Linked DNA regions of Homo sapiens: region 1 is linked to region 2. The links are chromatin contacts, found by Hi-C in ENCODE. All regions are on one chromosome and are shown on one strand. The core of a region is the stretch at or near the end of the contact, and the rest is flanking DNA. Distances in the headings are between cores, read along the strand shown.

The links. A loop is a pair of places that touch in the nucleus more often than their neighbours do. Pooled maps may share reads with other maps.
Region 1: a loop to region 2 is called in a map with no recorded cell type, with 8 times the contacts of the local background. The contact joins the promoter of ATOSA here to the promoter of DMXL2 in region 2. A Hi-C loop is called at or near these places in 2 of 37 single-sample maps with no recorded cell type and 9 of 50 pooled maps.

Annotation. Positions count from the first base shown.
Region 1 is chr15:52,676,059-52,680,697 of GRCh38, reverse strand. ATOSA (atos homolog A) reads left to right here and starts at 1,310. Exons shown (of 13, transcript NM_001385016.1): 1 at 1,310-1,870; 2 at 2,576-2,692. The coding sequence starts at 2,677. It overlaps LOC105370821 (a long non-coding RNA gene), which reads right to left and starts at 1,093. Exons shown (of 4, transcript XR_932255.4): 1 at 1,005-1,093. RefSeq lists a silencer at 1,375-1,694 and enhancers at 2,275-2,414, 2,545-2,614.
Region 2 is chr15:51,621,080-51,625,822 of GRCh38, reverse strand. It overlaps DMXL2 (Dmx like 2), which reads left to right and starts at 3,052. Exons shown (of 44, transcript NM_001378457.1): 1 at 3,052-3,364. The coding sequence starts at 3,278. It overlaps LOC105370816 (a long non-coding RNA gene), which reads left to right. Exons shown (of 5, transcript XR_932236.3): 4 at 537-648; 5 at 998-1,139. RefSeq lists a silencer at 2,915-3,134 and an enhancer at 3,505-3,914.

The sequences.
Region 1 (4,639 bases), core at 61-2,560, 1.1 Mb before region 2:
CCTGAATGTTCTCTCCGCTCTGATTAGATACAATCGTGGAGTTAAGGTTAACAATTTCAGTTGTACATGTTATTTTACTGTACATATCTAAGCACTAGAAAATGTTACTTTTTAAATATTTCATGCCTTTTTCATAAGAACTTTACCTGAGGCCAAAAAAATGGAACTGCCAATCTTGCAGTTTATAAAACTCTTCTGATGTGAAAATAATAGACTCATTGTAAAAAAAATTTTAAAACAGAAGGGCACAAATAAAAAAAATCCCCTTAGACTTGTCCTAATACTTTCCTGTGATCCTTTTATGCAAAATTATATCTAAAAAAAAAACTTTTTCTAATGAAACCAAAGAGCCTTGCAAATTTTTACTTGTCTCCATTTGGGCTCATGCCCCATATGTACTTTGTCTATAGACTGAGTAGCTAATAGCTGCAGCGCTTGTTAGGATTGGGTTTTTTTTTAAGTACAGCAGATTCCTGTCATCTGTTTGTGTTTAAATGACGACAACATCACAACATGAAATGCCATCATGTCACATTGCTATAGCACAACAACAAAATTACAGCTCCCCAACAATAACATGCTGTCAAAGTGTCCTCCTGCCCATGAGTCAGTGTTTTAGAAGTTATGAAGATTATTTTTAGCACAGCGAGTGTCTTGGAAGCTTGGGTTCTGAATCCTACTAAAATCCTTAGTGATTTGGGAAAATCTAGGGTGGGGGTGGGCTTCCTGTTCTTAAATTCTCCCACTCCCTGACCCGCATAGCTGCCCACCCCCCGTCCCGGTCACATTAAACCCGGGTTCCATTATGCGCTGCAATCCACTTGGGGCTCGATCACAACTCTGTGCCAGCATCCCGGGAGGAGGAGGAGGAGGAGGAGGAGGGGGGGAAGGAGGGGGAGGGGGGAGGAGGAGGAGGAGGAGGAGGAGGAGGAGGAGGAGGAGACGACGACTATAATTATCCTCCACGTCTGGGGCAGGCCTTTGGATGACATCTCCCCAGTTACCCTGCGCTCTAATAGCGCAGCTCCGATTCCTGGTCTCAGAATCCAGGCGCGCCTCTGCCGGCTGGGAGCGCAACCGAAGTGCCTGGGACGTCTCGGGCTTCCGGGACTCTGCTGGTGTCTCCCAGCCGCCATCTCCAGCGCCCTCGCACCCGCCGGGCACCTGCACCGAAAACCCGGCCCCAAACTAGCGCCCCGGGGCGAGCGGCGGCATTGCCATAGTAACCGGGCGCCAGGGCCGCGGAGGCCGCCGGGGAGGAAGTGACGACCGGGGTGGGTTGGCTGTTGTTGGGACACGTGACCTAGGCAGTGTTTTGACAGGGCAAACAGCAGAGAAAGAACTGGCCGAGCGAGGGGGACGGGGAGCCGGGGCGCCAGAGCTAGAGACAGCGGGCGGGCAAGGAGCTGGCAGAGGCGCTGGGCAAGAGGGCCGGCCGGGGCTACGGGCGGGGGAAGCCCGGGGGTCGCGGGGCTCGGGTGCCAGTCAGGCAGGGCGGAGGGGCTGAGCGCAGGGAGCGGAGCGAGGCGGTGGCTGAGGCGCGGGTGGATGGCCACAGGGGCGCCGGGGAGCCGCTTCGGGCTGGTCGTCTCGGGTCCCCACGGTCACCTGAGGCAGCCGCGGGGGCCGCTGCGCTCCATACTCCGCTCCCGCTGGCCCTGCGCCTCTCGGAGCCTGGGGTCTGAGGTGGGAGTGTGATGTGAGCTGCTGGGCGAGCGGTGGAGAGAAGTGCCAAGAGGAGGCGGGATTGGGACGGGAGAGGAGAGCGAGTTAGTCAGCAGAGGTCGGCCGAGGGAGCGGAGGAGCCGGCCAGCTCGAGAGCGCCATGAAAACAACTCTCCAGCGGGGAGAGGGGCAGACGCGGCGCTCGGTGCGGCGGGGCTGAAGGAAATCCGGGGCCGCGGCGGGACGGAAGGGGTTGTGCAGAGCAGGGGGCGAGCACAGGCTGTAAACACCTCCCCCGGAGCCGGCCGCGGAGGACTGGTTGGGAGTTGGTAGGGTCGCCCCGGGACAGCCCGGAAGAGTTCGTTTGGGGCTGGGGGCTGGGCGGGAGGAGGTGACTCGGGTTTCTGTGTAAACTTGGCCGCGGTTGCCGCAGGAAGGCTAGCCAGAGGGTAATTACACAGGTGAGGCCCGGCGGGGCGGGCGGAGGGCTCGGGAGGCGCAGGGGACTGGAAGAGTTGGCTGCGCCCAGGCACCAGGTGGAAGAATTTCCATACCAGCCCTGCGGAGGTGCCTCTGTTTCCAGAGGCGTTTTTGTACGAAGGGGTTAGTTTGTGTTGCTCAAATCTTTTTCTTCTTCTTGCCTGTACCTCCAGGTTATAAATAGATCCTGTTTTGGTTCAGAGACTGTGTCAGAAGGACACATTGGCCTGGAGAGCACAGAGGCAGGGAAGGGGGTGCTCGATCCGGAGGAGATGGGGGAGGCGGTGCAGAGAGTTTTGCTTTTTTCAGACCAGCCGAGGGTGCTGTCACCGCAGTTGGTGCCAGGAAGAGGCCTAACTTAACAGTAGTTTACTTGCAAGGTCCGGGTATTAGAATAGGGCCAGATTAATTTTATTTTTGTCTCTTTCAGCATTTTGAAAGCGAAGCAGAAGCCGTAGAATCAGCGGCGAGCCTGTTGAAAGAACCCACAGGTGCATTTCACAGCACTCTGGGCGAAAATTGGATGTGAAAATGAAGCCAGACCGAGGTAAATGATTTGTTTAAGTAGGGCTTGTTCCCCCACCCCCTTCTTTTCTATGCCTCAATTTAGAAGTGTTAACCTAATTCTGCAGTAGGATCAACTATTTCTGTATCATATGTGATTATCTGTTTTTGTGACAGATTCCAGCTGGTGAGGTAGAGAAAGGCATATGGAAGAGAAGGTTAAGCGTTTTTACAAAAGTGCTTCTGAAGCACTAGCTTCAAGAGAGATTCTAGTGTATCTCAAAATGAAAGTAAAGAATGGTATTTGTATCTGTTGCCACAATACAGGTATCATTTTAGAGTTGTACTTGCTCGTTTTTAGGTAGTCAATCTAACTTCAACTTTCAAGAAGTTCATAAGCTTTTTAAACTTGAATGTGAACTTGATAAAATGAAGAGAAAACTTAAGCTTGAGTTGACAACTGTTATTTTATTACTACTTTGATTAGTTGATTTTTGTGCTTTAAGCAAACTCCAAAAGTTTGCAGAGTACTCCAGTATTCAATATACCAGCATATGGACAGTTTGGGCCACTGAAATCCCTGGTGATAAGTAAATGTCACTTCTTTTCTAAACCTGTATTTTCAGGATTTATAAGAATAATATATACACTGCTTTTCAAGGACTTCAAGGTAATTCTTTATCAGTCTTCTGATTAATGGCAAGAACCAATTTTAGAAGATGTTAATATAGTAGTGGTTAGTAGTGAGAGCTTTTCAGTCAGATATGAGTTTGATTCCAAGGAACATTGTGAAGTGGGGATTATTTTATTTGGTAGGGGGCTGGACTAGATGACAGATTTCCTTCCAAATCCAAGTCTTTAGGATTGGAAATGTTAATTTATCCTACGAATTAGATGCTTATTTTAAAATTTATATATATTAAACTGGTTGTTTTTCCATATATTTTTTCAAAGTGATTAGACAAATTTTCTGGGTAAAATAGGTCTATTGAAATGCACCAGAAGGAATTGGAGAAAACCATACTTAATTTAGTGATTTAAATTAGTTTTAGGTGTTGGCTATTACATACAATCAGGCAGCAGCTATGTATGTATCAAGTATTAGTAAGTGTATTGCTCCTGAGCAGGTTCCTTGTGTAGAATGCCAAGTTTAGATTTTTAGATTACATCAATCACTTTGGAAAAATGGCACCAAGGTTAGTAATTGATTCTCAGAATAAACAAGCAAATAAAATCAAAGTCACTATTTATTTTGAATTGTTGTGAAAAGTTGCTTTACAGTCATAAGCAGTTTTAAAAATAGTATTTGCAGCCAAAACTAGTGTTAAACACAATAAAATGTTTAGTTACGTACTGATATAGATTTTTAGGGGAAACAAATTTATTCATCAAGATTTCCAAAGAAGTTTTCACCTTAAAAATTGTAGCTTTCTTTAGCATTCTCAGGTAAAGATGATGGGATTGTGAGTTTAGTATTGTGATTATATTCCATAATAATAACATAAACCTTTAGACCCATGGCTTTTTTTTTCTTTTACTAAAACCAGTGTAAGTAATCTTTTACTTAGCAAACTAGTACAGAAATATTGAAATAAGCTTTTCACAAACGTACTTACCCTTACTGTGCGCAATGTAATGTTGTATTTTCTATTCTATTTCACGTTTTGAAAAATTGCTGTCACCACCCATTGAATTGATTTCTTCACCAATTAATGGGTCATGATGACCTGCAATTTGAAAGGCAGAGTTATGGACAACTCTTAACGAGAAAACAGTTACACTTCATTTTTTTTTTTAAACTACATTGGTGTCCAAAGAACTATCCTATATAAATGAATTTTCTGGATAATTGAAACTTTTTAAACGTCAAAATATTTTTAGTTGTAATCATGATATGTGGAGACATTTAAAAAATGTTCACGCTTCTGGTTTGAGATTTTTTTGTCTCTAGTTTAAACCATCTCAGCCTATCTTTTTTTATTCTGATTTT
Region 2 (4,743 bases), core at 1,803-4,302:
AGTTTATAAAAGACATTGCAGTTTCTACCTTGGTCTCTCTCTTGGATCACTTGCTGCTGGAGCAGTCAGCCGCCGTGTCTTGAGGACACTCACACAGCACTATGGAGAGGAACACATAGGAACTGAGGCCTCCATCTATCTATTAGGCTCAACTTGCTAGCCATGAGAGCCTGCCATCTTGGAAGCAGGGCCTTTAACTTCAGTCAAGACTTCAGATGACTGTATCCCTGGCTATTTCTTTTTTAGATAGCTTTATTGAAAGTATAATTTAATTACCATACAATTCACTAATTTCAAGTATACAATTCAATGATTTCTAGTAATTTTACAGAACTGCCCAACCATGACCACAATCTAATTTTAGAATGTTTATCTCATGCCAAAAAGAAACCTCATATCCATTAGCAGTCACTCTCAGTTCCACCTTCAGCCCCAGGCAACCACTAACCTATTTTCTGTGACTGTAGATTTGTCTTTTCAGAAAATTTCATACAAATGATTTCATACAAACGAATTATGTGGTCTTTTGTGTCCAGCTTCTTTTATTTAGCATGTAGCTGACATTTTGATTGCCATCTCATGAAAGACTCTGAACCAGAACTTTCCTGCTAAGCTACTACTAAATTATTGATTCACAGAAACTGTGAGGTAATGAATCTCTACTGTTATTTTTGGCTGATAAATTTTGGGGTAATTTATTGCACAGTAATTGATAACTAGTACACATCGGTAGGTGATACTGCTGGGAAACTAAGTCCCACATTTAATGGCACACATTCAATGGGCCATTAAACCCAACCCCAAAGGTACTATTAAGAGTTGTGTTGGGATCTCAAATCAAAGCAAAAAGAAAAAAAAAAGAGTTGTGGACATGATAAATTATATCTTACAATTCGATTAGCATATTTTGTTAATGATACAAAACTGCTACTTTTTCTAATTTTTAAAAGAAAGCCCTTTCCAAAATTAGAAGAAAGAATTTCCAATTTGTTTTTAGGTCCATGAAAAAATTTGCATGAACAAGGAAGAGATGAAATTGTGGACAGTCAAAAGTGTGGTCTAGCTGCCCTGGTGGGCTACCAAGGAAACTTGCCATATTAGTCTGGAGTGAGTTTTGACTGATCAGATTGGACAATAAAAGGCTCAGCTGTAATTCCAGGAGACTTAATTAGTCATTTGCAACCTTAAGATACAGCTATCAAGAAGCCATTTAAAGGATTCATGAGGGAAGAGAACAGGTGGATACAGGCTTCAGATTTTGAGTTTGATACCGAGAGGAAGAAAGAGGCTCACAACTTCACAACTGTGTGAATGGGCCAAAACTTCATGGAATGCTGTAAAACAAGAGCCAAATGTGAAATGGTTTAAATAATGTGAATTAGTAACACTCTTGGAAACCTGAGTACAATTTGTTGTTTGATGATAGTTTTGACTTGGTTTCTAATGCAGTGAAGGTCAAAGATTAAGAGACTCATCTAGAATCTAGTAGTAACAAAAAGGAACCCTTGGATATGGCGCGGGGGAAGGGAGGAAGGGGGGGGGAGGGAAGGGGAGGGAGGGGGGAGAGAGAGAAAGAGAGAGAATGCCGCAGGTCATTAGGTATTATTTTTCATTCCTCCTGCAACTTTCTACTGAAAAGATTACCAACGACTGACAGATCTTTGCCTCCAATCTTCCCCACCCTTCCCTTTATGCTTCAAAATGCTACAAAGTCATCTTCCCAAAGCAGCTCTGATTATATAAATTTTTGCTCAGAAACATCTGATATACCCCCACTGCATGCAGAGTGAAATCTGGGCTTCTTGGAGCATTCAAGACTCTCCATAATATGTTTTGGTAGGCCAAGAGTTAGACCACTTGGATACCTTGATCTCTTGCTAAGTATTATTTACTTTCCCTACCCTATAAATCATCTGCCTCAAACATTAATCTTTGTACCTTCAACACCCCCTCTATTTTCTGTACTGTATTTGCAGCATTTCTTGTCTATCTCAGCCTGTCAAAATTAAACTCAGCGTTTATGTCAGGTTATGTCTCCATAATGCCTTATCCACGCCCTTAGTCAACATTCTTCTTCCTCTTCTGTGGTGCATAAAGACTTTTATATCTCAATCACACCACCTTTGGCGTTCTGCCTGGTTTTACAGATAGTTATGTCTTGGTGTCCCCTACTTCCTTACCCTGTGATTTAAGCATAGTATGGGTTAGAACATTTGCCATGAATTGGCCTGTGGCAGGGAGCTGATGATCCTTGTTATCAACCATTCAAAGTTTAGCAGATAGTTTGGAAAATCAGGCGATTCTGCTAATTCATGAAATTACTCATGAAAAAAAGTCGAAAGGAGTCACCCGTCTCTAAGGCGGCTTTTTGCTGTCTAGAATAACCGTGACAAAAGGTGGGAGCAAAATAATTAGCTTTCAGGGGAGTATGGCTTCTCTAAATAGTTGCAAGATGCCTACATTGTTTATGTAAAATAAAATATCTTATGTACTGCACTTTCGAAAAGACTGAAGATATCTAAGATATCTCCAGGTGGAAATTCCCGGTGACGGGTGTCCTTCTGAGGTCAACGGCACTGACCATTGCACACTGTATTCTGGAATACGTTCAACACAGCAAAACCGGCTCGTGGCGCGTCCCCGGCGTCCGACTGCTGCGTGGCCCCGAGCGACCTGCACCCCACTCGCCCCCGCCCCCACCTCCGCCCCAGTCCGCAGCGGCTACAGCCCGGGAGGCTCCAAGGGAACTCCCGCACGTCTGCGCGCGCAATCACGGGACGGCGGGTCGGCGTGGCGCGCGCAATTGCCCTGGAAACCACGGCGCGCGCACGCGCAAACGCGGGTGATGGGGGGAAGAAAGACTGAGCTGAGAGCTTTGCCGCGGGGGGAGGGCTCTACCTCGCTCCCCCGCGGTGGGCGCGCGCGCTGGCCCGCTCCCTTGCTGCACGCTCCCGGCTCGCGCGTTCCCCCCGGTGCCCTCCCCCGCCTCACAAGCACCCTTGCCCTCCCGCATTTGTGCGCCGGTGCAGCAGGCAGTGGGAACATCCGGGCATTTCCGCAGCTGAGCGGCGACCCGGGCGGCGGCGGCGGTCGAGGAGCTCCCATGGCAGGGACGAGGCGGAGGGAAGGCGAAAGGGGGGCGAGGAGTTAAGCCAGAGCCTCCGCGGGGCGGGTTTCCGAGGGAGGCACAGAGGGAAACGGCTCTCGCAGCCCGAGGAGGGTCAGGCGCGGAGCTTGTCGCACCTCCCGCGCATTCTGTCCAGCCCGGGCTCCGGAGATGCATCTGCATCAGGTCCTCACCGGAGCTGTCAACCCTGGAGACAACTGCTACTCCGTGGGCAGCGTCGGGGATGTCCCCTTCACGGTGAGCGGCGGCCGGGAGCCCTAGGGGAAGATACCAGGGGCCAGACGCGGGGGCAGGGACCTCCTGTCCAGGGCGCACGCCTCCTCAGGAGGCTGTGAGATGTTGGTGGGCCCCACCCGTGGCCCCTTTGCAGCCTTGGGGTTTAGTTCCCCCTGGGACCCGTGGGACCGTGGGTCCTGCGTCTGGTGTAGGAAATCACCCGTTAGGGGAAAGGCTTAGGAATCCACCGCACTCTCCACCCCAAGCAAACGGGCCTGAGGTGACTGGACTAGAAGGCTCCTCCTAGGGCGGCCCTTCGGTCTGCGGTGGAGGAAAGTGGTGGTGCGGCTGAAACCCCAGAGCGTCCGTTTCGCAGCTGCTCTCGGCGTGGAGGCGAAGAGACTTGGTGTTGGTCTCGGAGCGTGGAGGTGAAGAGACTTGGTGTTGGTCTCGGAGCGTGGAGGCGATGCTGCGCCTTGGCTCCCCCTGCCCGCTGTGCTAGGGCAGCGAGGAGCTGCTGGAGTCTGTGGCTTTAAGCCTGACTCTGTATCTCCTGATAATGCAGGATCTTAATTCCAACAAAAAGATAGAAAAATTCATCCTCCGCGCCCGAAAGATTTAGAATGGAAAGGTTAGAGTCACAGTGGCTTGGAGAGCTGTCTCATTTATCAGGAGGTCGTAGTTTGGTAATCCTCCTAGATAATATTTTAATCTGTAAGGTAGCCTTTTTTTTAATATAGTAAGGCAATGTGAAAAATTTACAACAGTGCTTGTTTGAGAAAAGTGTATGTATACATAACGTTTTAGAATCTCCTTAAAAGCTAGATGAAGTAGACATGTTTCTCAAGGAGATTGGACTCATCAGTCCTTTTTGAGAGTGGAAATGTTTAAACCAAGCCTTGGAGCTTCGTTTACTCATAGATAGACTCCCATAAATTGAGTTCTTTTTTAAAGAATGAAATTTATACATGGTCTTCCTTATAAGGAACTGTAGGCAGCCAGACCTTTATTAAATATATTTTGTAAACTGTTCTTCTTGATAAAACTGGAAATTCCGTAATGGTATGCTTTTTAGACAAGGAAAACCCTTTGATGTCTGCTTTCCAACAGTGTTTTTAAAACTGCGGAAAATAAAGCTTCAGCAAAACTGCAGAATCATTATGTAGCAGTGCATTCTGGAACAGAATTTATTTTTTGACGTTTTGTGATACATTAACCCCAGAAGATTGCTTTTTAGCCATTTTAATTTTTTAGTGTAATCCACTTGGCCTAGCTCCAGTTTAGAACGACCCCTTTTGTCATCTGTGTTTTATGTACATGTGACTTAAAATATTCATATAGAGCTGAGCTTTGTCTTCAAGTGTGTGGAGAATCTTGGTTTTTGGGGATAGAGAGAAGAA